Linked DNA regions of Homo sapiens: region 2 is linked to region 1. Evidence: read pairs that join two places in POLR2A ChIA-PET (ENCODE). Cell type or tissue: HCT116. All regions are shown on one strand. Links, peaks and the distances in the headings refer to the core of each region. The heading gives the core; the rest is flanking DNA.

Region 1 (10,804 bases), core at 2,258-7,257:
ATATTTATTGAATACCTACTGGTTTGGGCACTGGAGTAGTAAGCAAAGAGCAAATTCAATGATATGGGGAAAAATTTAATAACAGCGATAGCAGTTTGGTTTTCCAAAATCACAAATTCAGAAAAATATAAACTTTCTGAAGTTTGAAGACATTCATATGAAATCTGTGTAAATTCAAGGTCCAAAATTGAGATATTTAATCCAACAAATTTTATGTTGTTTCTTTCTCTTAACATTATTTTGTCTATTCCCTCTTTTCTCCTAATACATTTTTTCTTACATATTACTAGATGAATTAATAATGCAAAGAGGCTGGTGCTGCTTTTAAGTTGATCACTAAGTCATTTTATTATCTTAATTTTAGAACATTTTCAAGTTACCTGCTTGCATTGATTGTGAATCCTTTTATTTATTATTTAATTTAGGATGCCCTTGTATCATTTTAAAACCTCTATGAGTTTAGGAAAAAATGTGGGTAGTGGTGTTAGTAAATGTGTTTGAATGAAAAGAAATTAGTTTCTGTTCTATTCCAGTATCAAATAATTCAGCAATATATGCAGGATTTCCTTCAAAGGTATGTTCCAAGTATTCAGCACAATTCTCTGTCTTTCCAAAAGGCAATGGGTGTATATACTAATAAATTAATTAAATCACTCCTTATGTGGGGAACATCTATTTGAGGAAAGTTTTTGCTCCTCTAGATGAGGTTGACCCTAGTTCAGTTTCTATTGCCAAATATATGTCCTTGTTAAAACAGGAAGTTTTAATTCTTTCATTTTATGTTATAGAAAAGTGGTGCTTTTTAAACTTCTATTTCTGAAAATACAGAAATTAAAAATAATTTAAAAAGGAAACTCTTTCTTCACAGAGCCAATGAAGCCTTTCTAAGCATAATTCTCTGCAACTAAAACTTGAAGAAAAGAACTTGGTGATAAGCAAAAACACAGAAGTCCCACATTTACATCTTAATGGACTCTCTTAATATGTGTTCAAATAAAGTTACAGAAACAATAATGTTAAATTAGACAATATGCAAGTAAAGTCAAATATTAATTTTGTAGGCAAAAATGTGGGATAACTTTGCAAATTATTTTATAAGTGGTATTTTTCAATGTTTAGATTATTAATATCTAGTTTCTAAACAGCCAGGTGTGTTCCTACCATTATTCGCAAGGTCTGGTGTGGTTCTTTCATTCAGTACCCTGTCAAAAAAGACAATTTTCAAGACAAGATTTATAACAAACGCTTCTAATGTTCAGAAAAAAATAGAGTATTACTTGAACTGATAAATCTTCTTAAATATTAAAGAATATGATACATCTACTATTAAGCACTAGGAGAATTTAATGTAAGAAAAATATGCTTAAAAATTACGATTAGCATGAGAAAGTGTTTTAATATATCCTTCCTATTCCTCATTCTTCTCATTAAGGTAATTACAAATAAACGTTTGTTTTATTTAATTTATTGAGGATATATTTCACTAGGCTGGAAGACAAATGCTGAAGCCAAATTAACCAAGCTGCCAGAATGTTAGCAAGGCAATATCTATTGTTTTTAACATCGTCGTCATCATCATCATCATCATGATGTTACAGAGAAATAAGGATAAAATCTGATAAAAAAAATTTGGGCAGCGGAAGAGCCACATAATCAACGTTAGTTATCGCATAATCTTTATTAAAATGAGTAACAGAGAACTTAAATAAACTACAGTCATGTGGATAGTAAATGGCAGCCTGGCATTCAGATCTATGTGTTTCAAAAACCATCCTTGTAAACATGATCATATTACTGCCTGGAGCTAAATGATTCAGTTTATCTAAAGGAGGACTTACCAAAATCTAGCATCTAGAGTTGGAGAGATCTCCCTTTGGCATTGAGTTCTGATATTTTAAGAGTTTTTTCATTATAGAATATAATCTGATAAAGTAAGAGATCATAAACTAGAGGCAGATTTTAATCTATTTTTTAAATTTTGGCTCAGGATATGTCGACTTTAGCTACTTCTCTTTAACCCTTTTAGCAAAGAAAGCCTGAAAAGGGGGCAAATTTATCTATATAATCAGGAGATACTGGTAGGAAACTTGAGAAAATTAGGTTGTCCCAGCTAAAAATGTACATTTTAAAAGATGCATGACATAAAACTTATAGAAATCTTGCATTATGAGCTCTCTATCTTACATCCTGTCAGGAAGGGCTATCAGAAACTTCACCACTACCTGGTAGAATAATGTTTTCCAAAATGAATCTAATGATATGCACTCAACTAGCTTTGAAAGACACCCCCAGGGAGCATTTTCAAAAGCCGGACTCCTGGATCTTCTTCCTGAATAATTGAGCTGAAATCTCAGATGGTCCAGGACGTCCCTATTTCAAGCAGCTTAAGTGATTATGACAGTTATCCAGTTGAGAATCCACTGTTCTTGAATACATAAATACTTTTTCTAGTATATTGTACATTCAGACAAGATTTATTTTATTTTTTCCTTTGTGTCATTGAATTTAATATATCATCCTTTTTATTATAATAGAATTAATTTAATAACTAGTCAACTACTTAACCTGCTATAGTGCTTTCTTACTCCATTCAGGCATATTATTTTTCATTATTTAACTTTCATTACTTGCTTTTCCAAAGCACATAACATACAGAATTAGTGGGAGGCAGAATGCAAATTAATACCCAATCCTATTTACCTAGTAAAAAATACATATAAATGAGGATTAAAACAATATTTTAAAAATAATAGACTTTTTAATTGTCTCAGTGTAAATGCTTGATTTTATTTATGAATAGATTTATTCAGCTTAGCCATACCATAATCTAGGTGGAAAGACAATGTTATTTCTGGTTTACTGTTGTCTCTTTGCTTTCAGGTCATGATAAAAAGAATATATATGCTGGAGACTTTTTCATGTGGGAAGTTATTTTCAATATAGTTTAGCTGAAATGTCATCTTAGTTTTAAAGGGAAAGAAAATAGCATGTTAATTTATTGAGCAAGAGAGACTTCTAGTCACAGACTTTAGACTCTAGAGGCTGTGGCTTGTAATGAAGCTGTCAGCAGTTGCTACTATGCCTACCCACTAAATAAATGATGGCATTTCTAGGAAAATCAAAACATATTGCTTTAGTAGAACCTTGTTAAGAAAAACAAAATAATAATAAATAAAATCACAAGTTTTTTTTCTTTCACCTCTCTCTAACTTCATGTGCTTCAGTATGGAATAATCCATGTAAATAAATGGGAATTTTTATTTTTATAAAATACTTTTAAAGACAATTTTTTAATTTGATAATTTTTAAGAACTCAAGATTAAAAGTCAGAGAATCATAAATTAAAACTTTTTTGTCAATACAAAACAAAAAGTAAAACTAAAAGACAAATCACTACCAACAGCAAATAATACAAAATAACTCATAAATCTCTGAATCAACTATTACCTTTAAAGGTGACAATATGTCATTAGCACCTAAAGTATTTTAGCAGCTACCTTAAATTTATTTTAGAAGAAAATAAAAAAATACTTAAAATCATTACAGACAATAAAACTAAGCCATGCCTGATTTTTAAAAATTTTTATGTTGTTCTACATCTCCATCAAGTTGTCTAGCCTTCACTGGCTCAGATGCCTAAGTTGTCTGTATAAGGATTTCCACACCTTCTCTAAAGTTCTCAAAAGTGCAATCAGCCTTTTCTTTGGTAATGTCAGATTCCTACCTGGTTTCTCAGTTCTCAGTATGGTATTATCCTGAATCTACCTCAGCTATGTTCCTTTGGGCTGTATTTGCATTTAATATTTATTCACAGGGACAGTCATAATTCTCCATTTGGAAGAATGGAACAAGAATGTAGAAAACAATTATATGCTGGGTGCACTATGTGTGCTAGCCACTATATTACATGTTTTCACATGAACTCAGTTTACTCCTCACAATTCTGAAAGACCGTATTAAGAGAATGAAGAAGAAACATAAGCAGTTATAACCTATGCACATGGAATGAATATCACAGTTTGCTTTTAAATTGAGTAAATTATTTTTAAACGAGTAAATGATAATTATCTCACAAAATTACTAATTTCAGCAAGGCATTTTTTTCTGTTTTTGCAAAAGATATTTATATGAACATTTATTATAATGTATACTATACTTTTAGGATTATGAACACCAATGCCAGGTTAATCACATTTGACTCCAGTTTTAGAGATAGTAATGCAAGAAAGGGTGAGGTAAGTTTTTGGATGCCATTTCCAGTGACTTTATTTTTTTTTTACTTTTGTAAAAGTAATTTTTCATCATTTCCATAGGCTCATCACTACACTCGCTTCCTAGAGAAGAAGTCTAATGAGAAGGCATTTTGAGAATTTATGCCAATTCTCTTATGTGTATATGCTTATGAATCATGTAGGTATAACTGTAGTAATAGAACATGTATATTATAATACATATACAAAATATAAGTTTTCAAAAGACGAGATAAAGTTTAATGTAAAAAACATTAATAAACATAGCTTTATGCTATCTTTATTAGCATAACATGTTTCTAAAATGGGCTCCAAAATTCCTGCTCCTGGTGTGACACACTGTATAACTCTCTTATCTTGAGTGTGGGCAGAATCTGTGAATAGAATGGCAATATCACTCCCATGATAAGGTTCAAATCAGTTGACTTGGACTTAACCAAGAGGGAGCCTATATTGGGTGGGTGTCAGGGAGACTCCCTCTGGTCTAAAGCAGGCATTTGCAGTTTACAACCATGTTGTAAACTGCCTATGGGCCACATAGGAAGGGTCTGCAGGTGGCCACTAGTAGCTGAGAATCGTTACTCACCAATAGCTAGCAAGAAAATGAGAACCTCACTCATGCGGTCATAAGGAAATGAAATCTTCCAACAACCAGTTATCTTAGAAGAGAACCCTAAGTTTCAGATGAGAATTATAAATTATTTATGATCCTGGTAATACGCTGAGAAAAGAAGCCCCCCCAACCTTCCCCGCCCCCACTCACCCACAGCTTTACCCGCCCCGCCCCCCACCCACCCACATGCGCATACATGAAAGCTACAGGGTTCCTGGATCTGAGCAACTTGAGTTAAGGGGAAGTATCCACAATCTTACCTACAGAAACAAACCCCTTTCTTCTTGTCCTCTTTGCTCTACTCTCACCCTAGGACAGCAAGGAAGTTGATGCCTAAAGGGATTAATAATTTCATCTGAATATGAACTAAATTGACACTAACTCTTAATTTGAATAACAACCTATTATTCAATGACTTCCAATGTTAACATTTTTATTTCTTATATTTTATAGTATTCAGACATCTTTAGTAAAGTATTGATGCTGTACTAACTTTGTAGATTTGTAACGCAAGTTCTTCAAACCTAAGAACATTTTGAGGCGTTGGTGTGATGGTGCCCACCCACGCAGACACTTAAAAGGCTGAGGTGGGAGGATTGCTTGAGCCCATGAGTTTGAATACAGCCTGAGCAACATACTGAGACCCCATCTCTAATGAAAACCTCAAAAAGTACAAAAAAAGTTGTGAGTGGTAAAACAGCTGAGTTTGTGTGAAATACACCTGGGCTCCAAATACTTCATCCTCCTGGGGAGAAGTCACAGCAGATGATTAGGCAAACTCTGTGCTATGTTAGGATTAGGTAAACTCCTTCCTATGTTAAGAGTATACTGCCTAATTCAATATCTCAACATTTTGTGGTTATGATTATGAAACCTAGGAAAATGAAGCTAGACCCACATGTAGTAGTTAGGCAAATTGTTGTAAGTAAAACATAAATAAAAGATAGTACTTTATGAATATCACATTAAAACTTATTATTAATAAATGGTATTTCTTCTGGTTGAATTTGTATGGCCTTTTTCTGAAAGACTTCATATTGTTTTAAAGTATTTGTGTCAAATTGCAGGATAGCATGTGTGTGTCTGTATGCATGTGTGTGTCTTTGTGTGTGTCTCCCTTACCTTTAATAATAAATAATAGCATCTTAAAGATGATATATATATATATAGCTGACTCAAGAGTAAGAATATACTGTTAGTTTTTTTCTTCCCTGAGAAATGTTGGTCATAAATAGAGTTTGAGAGCCACTAGTCTAATTCACGACAGTTAAATTTAAATTTATTTTCCATGCCATTTAAAAAAATTAATACTAAATGTCAATAGTAAACAAGGTTATGACAGAAATAGCCCACTTTTTAAATTACACTCCTATGGCAATTATGTCTTATTTTATTCAGGAGGTGAGGGAAACATGTTACCTTAACACAATGCAAGAGTTTTAAAGTCTTGTCATTTTTTAAATGTCAATTCTTGTTTCCTATACTCCTTAAAATATAAATATTTATTATGCTTCATGGCCTTTTCATGTTATAACTCTCTGAAAAATTATAGGTCTCAAAGCCATTCAAGTGTTTATCATGGGAATAGGTATAGATTTGACAAACAGCATAAAATACCTACTTTATATATTTTTAATTATTTTTGCAATAAATTCCAATGTAGGGAAGCCAAATAAAGCAAATTTTTAACAAAATTTACACATCTTCTTTTTTTTTTTTTTTTTTTTGAGACGGAGTCTCGCTCTGTCGCCCAGGTCGGACTGCGGACTGCAGTGGCGCAATCTCGGCTCACTGCAAGCTCCGCTTCCCGGGTTCACGCCATTCTCCTGCCTCAGCCTCCCGAGTAGCTGGGACTACAGGCGCCCGCCACCGCGCCCGGTTAATTTTTTGTATTTTTAGTAGAGACGGGGTTTCACCTTGTTAGCCAGGATGGTCTCGATCTCCTGACCTCATGATCCACCCTCCTCGGCCTCCCAAAGTGCTGGGATTACAGGCGTGAGCCACTGCGCCCGGCCACATCTTCTTACTAATAGTTATATACATACTATAATTGGTCTCAGTGAACAATTCTTTTGGTGGGCTTCTACATTTCAATAGAAAGAAAATCCACAGCAGTATTAATAAAGGCTCATAAAGTGCACTAAGAATTCTAATAGAGACAAAAATGTTCATTATTTGAGAACTTTACAGAATGTAATAAATTTCTTAAAAAATTAAAATATAATCATTAACAGTTTAACAAAATGGGGGTGGTCAGAATTTTAGTTTATAAATGAAATTTATACTGAGAAAGTCAGTTTTGTGCTGTGGTGAATATTTGACCTTCCACTGTCCCTAGAATAAGGTCATATAGCATGAAACTCTATGTCAGAGATTAGCAGGCTTTCTCCTTTATTTCTTTTTGTAACATAAGGGAGCCCTGTACCAGCTGCATGCAGCATTACTTCATGAGTGTATAACTGTATTTAAATCATTTATATATTACATTTTACAAATGTAATAGGGAAATGTGTTCTTTTGCATTCATGGTTAAGAGTTGGAACAGATGGCGAAAAGCTCAGCTTAAACTAATATGGGCATTAAAATAACTGATATTGCATGCATTCCTTGATATAACAGAAGTTTAGTTCACTATAAAATGGGCTTGTAACTTTCTAGAATATATTAAACATAATGTTTCTTTAGCAACAATTTTTTCCACATTAGGAAATTTCCTGTTAGGATGTATCCAGAAGAGTTTTTCAAAGTTAAAGAATGTAGTAATTCCTTTAACAAATATTTACTGAGCACTTATTATTTTCAGGCACTGTGCTTAATATTGAGCTGCTTAAAAAGATGAATAAGACACAGTTCCTGCCTTCAAGATAAGAATATCATCAGATGGAGGAGATGGAGACATTACAAAACATTGACAACACATGGAACGTTTGAAACACCTTTGTATTAGTCATGGTTCTCTAGAAGGACAGAACTAATAGGATAGATGTATATATAAAGGGGAGTTTATTAAGGAGTATTGACTCACACAATCACAAGGTGAAGTCCCACAATAGGATGTCTGCAAGTTGAGGAGCTTGGAAACCAGACTGGGTCCCAAAACCTCAAAAGTAGGGAAGCCAACAGTGCAGCCTTCAGTCTATAGCTGAAGGCCCGAGAGGCCCTGGCAAGCCACTAGTGTAAGTCCAAGAATCCAAAAGCTGAAGAACTTAGAGTCTGATGTTTGAGTGCAAGAAGCAGCCATTATAGGAGAAAGATGAGACCGGAAGACTCAGCATGTATGCGCTTTCCATCTTCTGCCTGCTTTATTCCAGCTGCGCTGGAAGCTGATTACACGGTGTCCACCCATGTTGACAGTGGGTCTGTCTCTCCCAGTCCATTGACTCAAATGTGAATCTCCTTTTTGGTGACACTCTCACGGACACAACCAAGAACAATACTTTCCATCCTTCAATCAAGTTGACACTCAATATTAACCATCACAACCTCCATTTGTAGTGACTGGGTCTGTGGTATTTCCATACCACCCAGAATCTGAGCCTTCAATTCTGGCAATTACAAATTGTCAATGGAGCCTACATCTGGAGCCCAGCCGGGACACCCTGTCCTTTTGTGTAGGGATGGATAGCTGAGAATAAATTAATTTATAACTCATACATTTGCTATATCCTTTCCATCAAATAACAGAAGAGTTAAAGAATTTCTTTAAAAAATCACCATTGAGCAATCATTTGAAAATATAAAAAGACCTTTTCACATAATGAACTACTCTACCAGCTATAGTCTTTTGCTTGGGATCTTATCTTGCATGTAATCATGCCCCAAGAAGACTATTTTAGTCATATCTTTGAACAAATTCTTGCAAGGCCCAAATTCTATTAAATTTTCTATAGTTCTTATATGCATCTCAAATTTCCCATTCCTCTAGGCTTTTCTAATGTGTTATTGCCCTGGCCAAGGACACCTGCAAAGGATCATTCCTAATATCTTTTCGTGTCCTTTATCTTTGTAAACTCCTATTCATGCATCAGAACTTGACTTAAAGATCACTTTTTCAGGGTATATCTTCCCTGACATACAAATTAGGTTAGATTCACCTGAAATATCTTTATTTAAAATTCTTCATTTTAAGAACATTCATTTTTATTTGTTTTAATTCCTTGCTTAACACCCATTATGTGCAGCAAGAAAACAAACACAATAATTAGTACATAATGAATACAGTAGAGATAACTCTAATATAATCTTCCTCTTATATTAATAAAACACTTTCTTACTTTGCTATGTTTTCCTTATATCCATTTCTACTGGGGATATTGTCTAAAATAGTGATAGGTGAAAAAGAACGCAAAACTTAAGATTTAAAATGTATACTAAAAATTCTTTATTTAAATGAATACATTATAGTCTTTCTTGTGATTCACTAGTTATATTTACTTCCTTTTGCTATTTCAGAGGTGTTGCTGTTACTTAAGAAAGCAGCACCACAGAGTTAATGTGTTTTTAATTTAGCCAGCTTTCTTTCTGAGTGCTTTTTAAGTTTGGTTGATAAACCAATCTAGTTTCTTCACAGGTACTGCCATACTGTAAGATAGTACTTCGTGAGGAGTAGCTTTACATTATTTTTTTCCTTGATGCCTCACTGATGATTCCAAATAAAGTTTACTGGGTAATTTGGAGAATATGGGGCAGTTTAACCACACAGAATGTCATACAGGCTGCTGCTGAGTCTTTTGCTAATCTAAGCAAGCTCTCTAAAGTTAGAGGCAAACTGTTTACTTAAAACATTAAAGAATCATTTTGCAGTATTTAAGTAAAAAGGAGTAAGCAGTGGGAATAGAGAAAATTGTATCCGCAGTTCTTAAAATAATTTTATATCAAAATCACTGGATATGGAAGTCATGATCATTAAAACGTGCACACCTGCTTATATTTGATTGTAACCTTATATTTGATTATAACCATCTATATTCTCCACATACACCTAATTCACCTGCACTAAAGTTTTGCTTTGATGACTGTACATTCAAATTTCTGCAGATGTTCTTAGAGCATATATTTATGAAAATAACATCCTAAACAATCATTTAAAATTTACTTGAGTGCAATAACTGTATGTAGGCAAATATATTCATTTCTTTACAAATAAGCATTTATTTTGTTTATTCAATTAGATCTTTTACAAAGGGAGTCTAGTCTATAAAATGTTAACACTGACTTAATATTCACAAAAAGTATATTAATATTTCTATATTAACTATGAAAGATAAATTACATTATGTATTGAATACTAATATCATTTCACTTATTTTTGACAAACAAGCGTATGACTTCTATGTAAGAGTTCATTATTCATATATGAATAATGCATTATATTTATATGATATACTATAAGATTCTTTGATATTCACACTATTTTGTTGGGTTGTTCTAGAAATACTGAACATTAGTAGAAGTGCTACTAGCCCTATATGGCAAGTAAGGAATCCGAGGCTCAGATCAGTTAGATAATTTATCAGAAGTCAAGTAGCTAGTAAACAATTAGGTCATAGATTAACTCTGGGCTTTCTGTTTTAGTGGCCTGTACTCTCTCTCCACTGAAAAATATTTTTATTCAATAAATGATGCTAAAACAAATGGACATTACATTCAAAAAAATGACTTGAGACATAAGCCATATACCCTTCACAAAATTAATAAAAAATGGATAACAGACCTAAATATAAAGTGCAAAACTATAAAACTCCTAGAATATAACATAGGTAAAAACTTAAATGACCTTGGGTATGGTGATGACTTTTTAGATACAATACCAAAGGGAATAATCTATGAAAGAAAGAATAGAGATGTTGGACTTCACTAAAATTAAAACTCCTGCTCTGCAAATAATTCTGCCAAGAAAATGAAATGACGAACCACAGACTGACAGAAAATATTTGCAAAA
Region 2 (10,804 bases), core at 3,954-8,953, 250 kb after region 1:
AGTTCTCTTAAAGGAAGATTAGTACAATAGAATAAATGGATATAAGTAGAGGCAAGAGTCATTCAATTCATCACTGTGTTTGTTGTAATGATCCTACAACAAGGTCCATAAGTAGGCCTTACTTTCCATTGATACACAAAATGGGAAGACTGAATACTCTTAGAAAGAGGATTTGTATGATGAAAAACAAAACAAATATGTGCTTGCTGTGATGATCTTAGACAAGGATAGATACAGAAGGATTAAGAAGAAGGTAATGTAAGGAGAAACCTACATTTTTTGTCTTACTGGATAAATTAAAATATGATTTTATTGCAAGACAGGGAATTTGAGGGAGAGAATTAATTTGCATGAAGATTGTAAATTTTAACATAAGAATATCAATTCTGAGAATTGGATTTTTTAGGGCTATTTTAATTGGAATGTTCAACAAATAATAAGAAAATAACTTTCATTTATTTCATGCTAGGTTTAAAAATTGTTTTTATTCTTTATTTTTTAAATAGGGATAGGGTCTCTCTATTTTGCCCAGCTGGTTGCAAACTCCAGGGCTCAAGAAATCCTCCTGCCTTAGCCTTCCAAAGGGCTAGGTTTACAGGCATGAGCCACCACACCCAGCCTTATACTAGTTTTTATAATAAAATATTAATTTCCCATTTATAGTACATTCTTTAGCCCCCATAGAAGCAAGACAGAGTCCTCAATATAGTCTGTTATTTCAAGGAATGACATTATTATTCCCTAAATTATGAATTGCCCTAGAATCCCCAAATGGCACAAGGGAAAAACAAAAACAAAAACAACAACCACTAGACCATGTCATCCTTTTAAAGTGTTTCATTTGATTGAAATACTCTTGATATGATTTGGCTGTGTCCCTGCCCAAATCTCATCTTGAATTCCCACATGTTGTGGGAGGGACCTGGTAGGAGGTAATTGAATCATGGGGGCAGGTCTTTCCCATGCTGTTCTCGTGATAGTGAATAAGTCTCATGAGATGTCATGGTTTTATAAGAGGAAGTTTCCCTGCACAAGCTATCTCTCTTTGCCTGCTGCCATCCATGTAAGATGTGACTTGCTCCTCCTTGCCTTCTGCCATGATGGTGGGGCTTCTGCAGTCATGTAAAACTGTAAGTCCTTTAAACCTCTCTCCTTTGTAAATTGCCCAGTCTTGGGTATGTCTTTATCAGCAGTGTGAAAACTGACTAATATGGTAAATTGGTACCAGTAAAGTGGGAACTGCTAAAAAGATACCCAAAATTGTGGTAGTGACTTTGGAACTAAGTAACAGGCAGAGGTTGAAACAGTTTGGAGGGCTCAGAAGAAGACAGGAAAATGTGGGAAAGTTTGGAACTTCCTAGAGATTGTTGAATGGCTTTGCCCAAAATGCTGATAGCAATATGGAAAATAAAGTATAGGCTGAGGTGGTCTCAGACGGAAAAGAGGAACTTGTTGGGAACTGGAGCAAAGGTGATTCTAGTTATGTTTTAGAAAAGACACTGACAGCATTTTGGCTCTGTCCTGGAGATTTGTGAAACTTTGAACTTGAGAGAGATGGTTTAGGGTATCTGGCGGAGGAATTTTTCTTTTCTTTTTTTTTTTTTTTTAATTGAGGTGGAGTATTGCTCTGTCACACATGCTGAAGTGCAGTGGCACAATCACAGCTCACTGCAACCTCCGCCTCCCAGATTCAAGTGATTCTCCTGCCTCGGCCTCCCAAGTAGCTGGGGTTACAGGCACATGCTGCCGTACCATGCTAATTTTTTGTATTTTAGTAGAGATGGGATTTCACTATGTTGCCCAGGCTGGTCTTAAACTCCTGAGCTCAGGCAATCTACATACCTCAGCCTCCCAAAATGCTGGGATTACAGGCATGAGCCTCCATGCCTGACTTGGCAGGAGAAGTTTTTAAGCAGCAAAACATTCAAGATGTGACTTGGGTGCTGATAAATGCTTTCAGTTTTATAAGGGAAGCAGAGCAGAAAAGTTCAGAAAATTTGCAGCCTGACAATGTGATAGAAAAGAAAATCCCATTTTTAGAGGAGAAATTCAAGCCAGCTGCAGAAATTTGCATAAGTAACAAGGAGCTGAATGCTAATCCCCAAGACCATGGGAGAAATATCTCCAGGACATCTCAGAGGTCTTCACAGAAGCCGCTTCCATCACAGGCCCAGAGGCCTAGGAGGGAAAAGTGGTTTCATGGGCCAGGCCCAGGGTCCCCATGCTGTTTGCAGTCTAGGGACTTGGTGCCCTGCATCCCAGTTGTTCAAGCCATGACTAAAAGAGGCAAAAGTACAGCTTGGACCACGGCTTCAGAGAGTGCAAGCCTCAAGCCTTGGCAGCTTCCAAGTGGTGTGGAGCCTGCAGGAGCACAGAAGTCAAGAATTGGGATTTGGGAACCTCTGCTTAGATTTCAGAAGATTTATGGAAATGCCTGGGGGTCCAGACAGAAGTTTGCTGCAAGGGTGGGGCCCTCATGGAGAATGCCTGCTGGGCAGTGCAGAAGGGAAATGTGGGGTTGGAGCTCCCACACAGAATCCCTCTGGGGCACTGCCTAGTGTAGCTGTGAGAAGACAGTCACTGTCCTTCAGACCCCATAATGGTAGATCCACTGACAGCTTGCATGGTGCACCCAGAAAAGCCACAGACACTCAGCGCTAGCCTTTGAAAGCAGCCAGGAGGGAGGCTGCACCCTGCGTAACCACAGGGTTGAAGCTGCCCAAGACCATGGGAACTAAGCTCTTGCATCAGCATGAGCTGTATATGAGACAAGGAGTCAAAGGAGATCATTTTGGAGCCTAAAGATCTGATAGCCCCACCAGATTTTGGACTTTCATGGGGCCTGAAACCTCTTTGTTTTGGCCATTATCTCCCATTTAGAATGGCTGTGTTTCCCCACACCTGTATCCCCATTTTATCTATGAAGTAAGTAACTTGCTTTTGATTTTACTGGCTCATAGGCAGAAGGGACTTGCCTTATCTCAGATGAGAGACATTGGACTGTGGACTTTTGAGTTAATGCTGAAATGAGTTAAGATTTGGGGAACTGTTGGGAAGGCATGATTAGTTTTGAAATGTGAGGACATGAGATTTGGGAGGGGCCAGGGGCAGAATAATATGAATTGGCTGTGTCCCCACCCAAATCTCATCTTGAATTTTGAGAGGGACCCAGTGGGAGGTAATTGAATCATGGGGACAGGTCTTTCCCATTCTGTTCCTGTGATAGTGAATAAGTCTCACGAGATCTGATGGTTTTATAAGGGAAGTTTCCCTGCACAAGTTCTCTCCTGCCTGTTGCCATCCATGTAAGACGTAACTTGCTCCTCTTTACCTTTCACCATGATTGTCAGGCTTCCCCAGCCACGTGGAACTGTAAGTCCATTAAACCTCTTTCTTTTGTAAATTGCCCAGTCTCAGGTATGTCTTTATCAGCAGTGTAAAAATGTACTAATACAAATCTTTATTATTTATTTTGTATTTCTAGCATTTATGTAATAAAATTATCACAATCAGGTCACTTTTGTACTTAGACTCAAAGTATTAGAAAAAAATCTTGAAATTTATATACCTAAGAAACATTTTTTTTACTGTAAGCATATATAGAAGATTTGTGATTATGTTTTGAAAACTTTTATTTTACATATGTATGTATGTATGTATGTATGTTTTATAGATATTATATTTGAGGCTGGTCTCAAACTCCTGGTCTCAAGTGATCCCCCCACCTTGGCCTCTCAAAGTGCTGGGATTAAAAGCAGGAACCTTCCCTCTCTGCCTGAACATTTTAAAATAAGTATTTCTAACTATAGATTCTGAATCACTAAAGGGACCTTGAGAGTCTCATAGACCTAATTATAATCACCCTGAAGAGATAGTTTTCTTGTTTTTTAGATTTTCAGGGAAAAAATTTACAAATTGCCTTTATTTATTTGTGCTAATACTCTTGGATGGCATAAAATTCTTGTATACACACAAAAATGTCTTTGTTCTTCGAGTTGAGGCCAGTTACTTTTTTCTGTTCTCAGAGACAACTAAGAGTTATTAATCACTAACCTTCATAATATTGTCCTTCAAATAAAGGTGATTATGAGATCATTATTTTTATGATGGAATAAATAATACTAATTTCTACTTCTATCCCCATAAAAATCTGAAGAACTCATAAGAATTGTCAATAGACATATTAGAAACCTTCCAACTTCACTAGTCATTGAAGTATAGTAAATTACACTGAAAGCAAGATGTCTGTTTTCACTATCAAAATGGCCACCCCTCTTCTTTTTTTGCACATTCACAGTCAATGCTGATAAAGATGTAGTAAATACCCTTGAACCTCTGAGGTGGGAAGTATGATATTATTGTGCAACCTTTCTAGTAAGCAATTTCTTTAAAGTTATTCATCATTGTCTCTGGTTCCACTTCCAGGGATATGAGTTGTCTTACATCAGCTTCCATAACACTTACATTTTCTTAAGTGCATGTTTGACTTAAATTAGAAATCAAGCCTGAGAAGAGATTTGGTTGTAATAATTTATTGACTCTTTTGACTTTTTAATTATGGCCATTCTTCAAGAGTAAGGTGGCATCTCATTGTGGACTTAATTTTCATCTGGATGTGGTGAAACGGGAACAATTTACACTGCTGGTGGGAATGTGTAAACTAATACAACCACTAGGGAAAACAATATGGAGATTCCTTAAAGAACTAAAAGTAGAACTATCACTCGATCCAGCAATCCCACTACTGGGTATCTACCCAAAGGAAAAAAAGTCATTATATGAAAAAGACACATGCACACAAATGTTTATAGCAGCACAATTCGCAATTGCAAATATGGAACCAACTTAACTGCCCATCAACGAACGAGTGGATGAAGAACATGTGGTATATATACACCATGAAATACTACTTAGCCATAAAAAGGAATAAACTAATGTCTTTTGCAGCAACTTGGATGGACCTCAAGACCATTATTCTAACTGAAGTAACTCAGGAACGGAAAACCAAATATCATATGTTCTCACTTACAAATGGGAGCAAAGTTATAAGGATGCAAATGCATAAGAATGATATAATGGACTTCGAGGACTTAGATGCGGAAGGGTGGGAGGGGATTGAGGGATAAAAGACTACATATAGAGTACAGTGTACACTGGTCGGGTGACAGGTACACCAAAATCTCAGAAATCACCACGAAAGAACATCCATGTGTCCAAAACCCACGTGTACCCCCCAAAAATTTGAAATAAAAATATAAATTAGTTATAAAATAATACTAATAATTTATTGACTCAATGTAGGAAGAGAAACAGTATGGGAATAGAGAAAGAGCCAAAAGGGGGTAAAGATTCATCTAAGGTAAAGTCTGTACCTGGCGCTCCTGAGATGCCATCTTAGCTGCCAGTACCAGGAGCTGGGGAAGGGCTAAAGTTGAACATTAGGAACCAACACTCATATTTACGGGGAGATGGGCACATTGGCCCAATAAAGAGGATTCAGTCAGTATACCAAAACAGATCTACCGCATAGTTTTGGAAATAATCACAAATGTGTACTTAAGATTTTGTGTATAGATGGTCACTACACTGTTAACACTAATTAAAAATTGGTTTTTGGTTCTTATATTGTTTTTTCTTTTAAGTAGTACAACTTTTTTAGTTCAGTAGTATAAGATCTCTATTAATTTGGAATAAAGGATAAATGGAAGAAAAAAATATGAAAACAAGATAGACTTTCATCTCACAAATTTAGTTATTAAGCTGATATTTTTAAATTAAATTGCTAATATATTAAATTACACAAAAACGAAGAATTTAATATGTCTCATATTTGTGTTGTTTTGTATCAGAGCCAGACACACAATTTGAATGACCCAGTGCAAAATGAAAATGTGAAACCCCTTGTTAACAATTATTAAGAATTTCAAAACAGCAACAGCAGAGCCATAAACCATGATGACCTTTTAACTGTGGGGACTGTTTAACTGCACAGATCATATGCCCACAAAATCTGTCCTGCCCTGGGAGCAGACTACAATTTTAAATGGAGAGGATTTCAATTTTGATATATTGCCATGTGCTGGTGATGATTTCTTATGTTAGATAAGTACCTGCATATACAATAAACCCTTTAGATTCTAAATTTGTGGCAGTTTCCCATTTCATTTATTTATTAAATGAGAAGATAATAAATTTAATATTGTAATAAAAGATACGTTTGGAGAATAAATAACTTATAAACTTATATTTAAAAGATATCCACAATTTTTAAAAGTTGAAATATTTTTGGAATGTATACATACAGAATTTATGCTTCTTTACCCTGCAACAATAAAATACAACATTCCAACTCAAAAAAATATATAAAAGGATGGCATAGGGAGCAAGAAAGTGTTTTCTGAAATTAAGATGTTTATCAGTTCTCGATCCATGAATAACATAATCAATGACTAACCATAAAAAATAAGAAAAACTTCAGACAGTTTGTATAAGTCAACAGGAGAAACTCAAAAAACGTGGGGAAAGAAATATGCTGGGCTGTGTTTTATCAGCACAAGAGCAATGAGTCATTTAGGGGATGCTGGAATCTCTTGAGTAAGATCCACTTGACAAAGCATTTATGCCATCTGATGTCACTGTGACTCATGACGAAACTATTATTTTTGAAAACTGGCTTGTTTTCTTTAGCATGAATCACTAACTTGAGTTTTTAAAAATATGTTCATCTTCTAGCCACAGTAGAAACAAAATTAATTTTGAGGAAGGTGAGAATCGAGTAGCCAGGGTGCTTATAGTCTCAAGTCAGGTACCAGGAAGGAAAAGCTCTACTGAGTTCACACATAAAAGGTAGCTGCCGATTGTAGACAATTTTGCCTCCTCTGGCTCCATTCTCTAACAGAGTCTATATTTTTCCACCACCCAATACCTATCGATTTATAACATTAAGCCAGAAAACAAAAAGCCATCCTTCCCCTATAAGACGAGTAATAAGCATTGATAAAATCATTTCATGGATAGAAATTTTGTTAAAAGTTTAGCATTGTGACATTTTAGTCCATCTGCAATTTTCTACTATTTATTCTGAAACTGTCTGTAGACCCAGTTTTGATTCTATTTAATCGTTATGGAATTGTTCCACTCAAATACATAAGGCTGCACACACATACACACACACACACACACCATGCTATTTATACAATTACATTAAGGGATTCCACTTATGTTGAAAATAACAGTGTTACTGTTAACTTGTGTCTTCTTATGTATAACAGATGGTTTACATGTTGTTTTTTAAAGAGTAGATTTGATATAAAGGTAGCTATGAGACTGTACAACTCCCTCTGTGAGTACTGTTGATTTTGATGAATTGGTTCTTTTTTCTCCCAAATGACAATATGTTCAAACAGCTGTTGAACATTCAACCAACAACTATTAGGGTGACCCTACCCTCTGAGGATGTATCATCTTATTCTGAAAATATTCATTCATCTTTTTGGGTTCTCACATCATAATGAATGCATCTGTTATAAATTAATATTATAAAATTAATATTTGTGGAATTATAAGGGCTTCTACCTCTATAGTAAAGATATGTATTTTTAACTTTTTGAAGACTATATGCTACAAGAAAGGATAGTTTCATGAAAATATTGAGTAAAGTTAGGAAATGAATAGTTATGAATGCAAAAACATTAGCTAAACTATTTTCTGAGCTTTTACAATGTATTAGTAGTTTTATATATATGAGTTCATTTTATTTTCTTAAAAACTCCTATGAAGTCAGCACCATTGATATCTCTATTTTAAGGATGAGGAATCTGAGGCTTGAATAATTTTAGTAACTTTTCCAAAGTCCCATAGCTTGAAAGTGAAGGAGAAAAGATTTGACTTTAGGCCTCAGCACCTACGGACTTATGTATTACATTATTATGTAATTCAGAGCCCCCTTTAGTTATTAATTCATATTTTAAACATTTATTATATTGGCCTGTGATGTAGACAGGTATGCTAGAAGCATATTAGAAAATGGTTTGCACATAGTATGTTTTATTGCATCATGTGAGTCCTCACGAGCATTGCAGAAATTTCATATAGGAAGCAACAGCACTAAATTTTATTATCATCTTAACAAAAATTTAACTTGAAATTTTTATAGAAAGCTAAATCTGATAGGCATCCATTGAATGGATAAAGGACATCTATTCCAATTATGGAAATTAAGGGACAAAATAAAGACAGAGAGAAAATACTTCAGTATTTTTACCAAAATGCAGGTTAGCATTTCACTTTTTTGTTGGCTTAAGTCTCTTCTACCTCCATATATAAGTTGCACTTTGAAGACAAGTATACTAATGTTCTTGTGTTATGTTCTCAGTGTCTACCTCAGTATTTGACATGTGGTTAATTTACAGTAAATACATACAAAGCAGGGAGGCAGAGAATGATATTGTTTGGCTGTGTCCCCACCCAAATCTCATCTTGAATTGTAGCTCCTGTAATTCCCACGTGTTGTGGGAGGGACCCGGTGGGAGATAATTGAATCATGAGGGTGGTTTCCTCCATACTGTTCCTGTGGTAGTGAATAGGTCTCACAAAATCTGATGATTTTATAAGGGGAAACTCCTTTCACTTGGCTCTTCATTTGCTCTTTGCCTGCCACCATGTAAGACATACCTTTCGCCTTCCACCATGACTGTGAGGCCTTCCCAGCCATGCAGAACTGTGAGTCCATTAAACCTCTTTTTCTTTATAAATTACCCAGTCTCCAGTATGTCTTTATCAGTAGTGTGAAAATGGAATAATACAGAGAAGGAGTGAGGAAAGAGGTGGAAGGGAAAAAGGAAGGAAGGAAGGAAGGAAGGAAGGAAGGAAGGAAGGAAAGAATTAAAGTAGGAAGGAAGAAAGGGTAGAAGAAAGATGTAACGAGAATAAGAGAGAAATTATTTAAGAAGATATTAAAACAATAATAGCTATTATATGAGGAGTTAGAAAAAGAGGGCTTTAACCATAAATGAACAGAAACTTTTCTTAAGTTCACTTCATAACATACAGCATATTTGAGAAATAATTAGAAGTTGTGATAATTTCACCATGTCACATGGAAACTTATCTCGTTATGTTTAATTCAAACTTTGTATAATTATATATAATTCCTAAATAGCCCTTTACTTTTAAAAGTGGGTAATGATATAACAATAAAACTAATTTATTCAGGCATGTTTATCCCCACACAAAATCTTTTAAACAAGTTTTCAAGAATCTGAATTTCAGTTATAACAGCTGTCTTTTCTATTACTTAAACATACTTTGTAATTTTTTTCTTAAAGTAAACTACCATACCAAGAAAACAGAAACAAAAAAGCAAGCATGCTAATTTGTACACTTAGAAATTAAAGTAGAAGCTATTCTTGGAGAGGGAGTGGCAGTAGCTGATGGGTGAGGAGCATAAGGGAAGATTCTGGCTGTTGGTTATGCTCTGTTTCTTGATCTGGGTGCTGATTATATTATTGTTTGGTGTTTGTGCAAACTACCAAGCTGTATGTTTTTCTGTATGTATATTATACTTGAGTAAAAAGTTTAAACTTTTAGAGAGTCAATCTTGCTCCATGTTGTGGTTTGTGCAAACATCAAGGCATAATCACAGAACAAAAAAATTTAAGACCCAAGCTTCAATCGCAAAGCTGACAGATTTCTACACTTAGGCTCTTAAGCATTATTCTTGTGCTCTTTTCTTGTCCTAAGCAATATTTACTGTACACACAGCTAAGGAAGTCTACTCCTTTTACTCTGTCACTATAATATGCTTTAGCTAGACTTATTTGATGTCTTAGATCAGCATCAGTTTTAGATTATTATTCTGTGTATGAATGGTTAAAGTTTAGTAATCATGTTACCTAAATTTCAAAAGGGAAAATATTGGGCTTTTACAAAAATGTACTTTCAAATCAAGTAGTTTTGTTGTGTTTCTGAAAAGGAAAGAGCAAACAAAACTAGAAATTGTGCTACTGAAAAGGAAAGAGCAAACAAAACTAGAAATTGTGCTATTATTTGCTTCAATTTATCCACCTGAGATTAGTTAATCTACTCATAATGTAAGATGTGTTGTTTCAGGCAGATAACTATATAATATGTTGGTATGTTGTATTTTGTTTGTTACTATTGTGAAAAATAGTCCCACTGGTTTTCCAAAAGATACAGTAAACTGCCCACTAATTGCCAAAGGTGTTTATAAACCATCAGTCATCCCATACAGGAGGTACATATAAACATTAAACAGGACAAACTATTAATTTACTATTAATTAAAACTACTGAATTTGTGCCAAATTAATTCAAATAAACATAAAAATTAAGAAATAAACCATTTTGGTGGACAACAGTGCAATTTTAGTTTATATATTAACTACTGCCTCTGCTTCATATGTTGGCCCTACCTAATATTATCTTTTTTTATTCCTTTTGGTGGTGTTCATTAATCTTTGAAAGCAAACATGAAAAAATATAAATCATCTCATTTAGTATCTTGCCCTTGCAAAAAAGATAGTAACTTTAAAATGAAAAGCAGTAAAAGGGTAAATGTACTGGCATGCTGGATCTATTCAGCTCTTCAATTCCTTTCCCTTCTGAAAAATGAAGGGGGTAAACTCATTGAGAAGTTATTAATAGTTTGCCAATTGATTCATATGTCATTGCACTATACAAAATTTGTAGAAAGGAGAAAAATGGCTTTAATATATTTGAATGCTCTGTGCAACAAATGTCCTATTCCTCTGATAAGTGGTAGCTGTCAACTGATGACAGATACA

What was found. ChIA-PET counts read pairs that join two places held together with the same protein. Peaks named below come from ENCODE experiments on the same cell type or tissue, not always from the same donor. Only the 100,000 strongest peaks of a DNase experiment are listed, where the experiment ranks them.
Region 2: POLR2A ChIA-PET joins it to region 1 with 5 read pairs; 2 of 35 experiments call an interaction of 5 or more read pairs at or near these places.

The regions. Positions count from the first base shown.
Region 1 is chr12:86,454,667-86,465,470 of GRCh38, forward strand. It overlaps a transcript of MGAT4C not described here. Among named protein-coding and RNA genes, the nearest start is that of MGAT4C, 200 kb to the left of the region's middle. In HCT116, for the core only: no CTCF peak of the experiment used is centred there; no DNase peak of the experiment used is centred there.
Region 2 is chr12:86,705,938-86,716,741 of GRCh38, forward strand. It overlaps a transcript of MGAT4C not described here. Among named protein-coding and RNA genes, the nearest start is that of MIR3059, 34 kb to the right of the region's middle. In HCT116, for the core only: no CTCF peak of the experiment used is centred there; a DNase peak (open chromatin) is centred at 6,634; H3K4me3 peaks cover 1,083 bases; H3K27ac peaks cover 1,539 bases.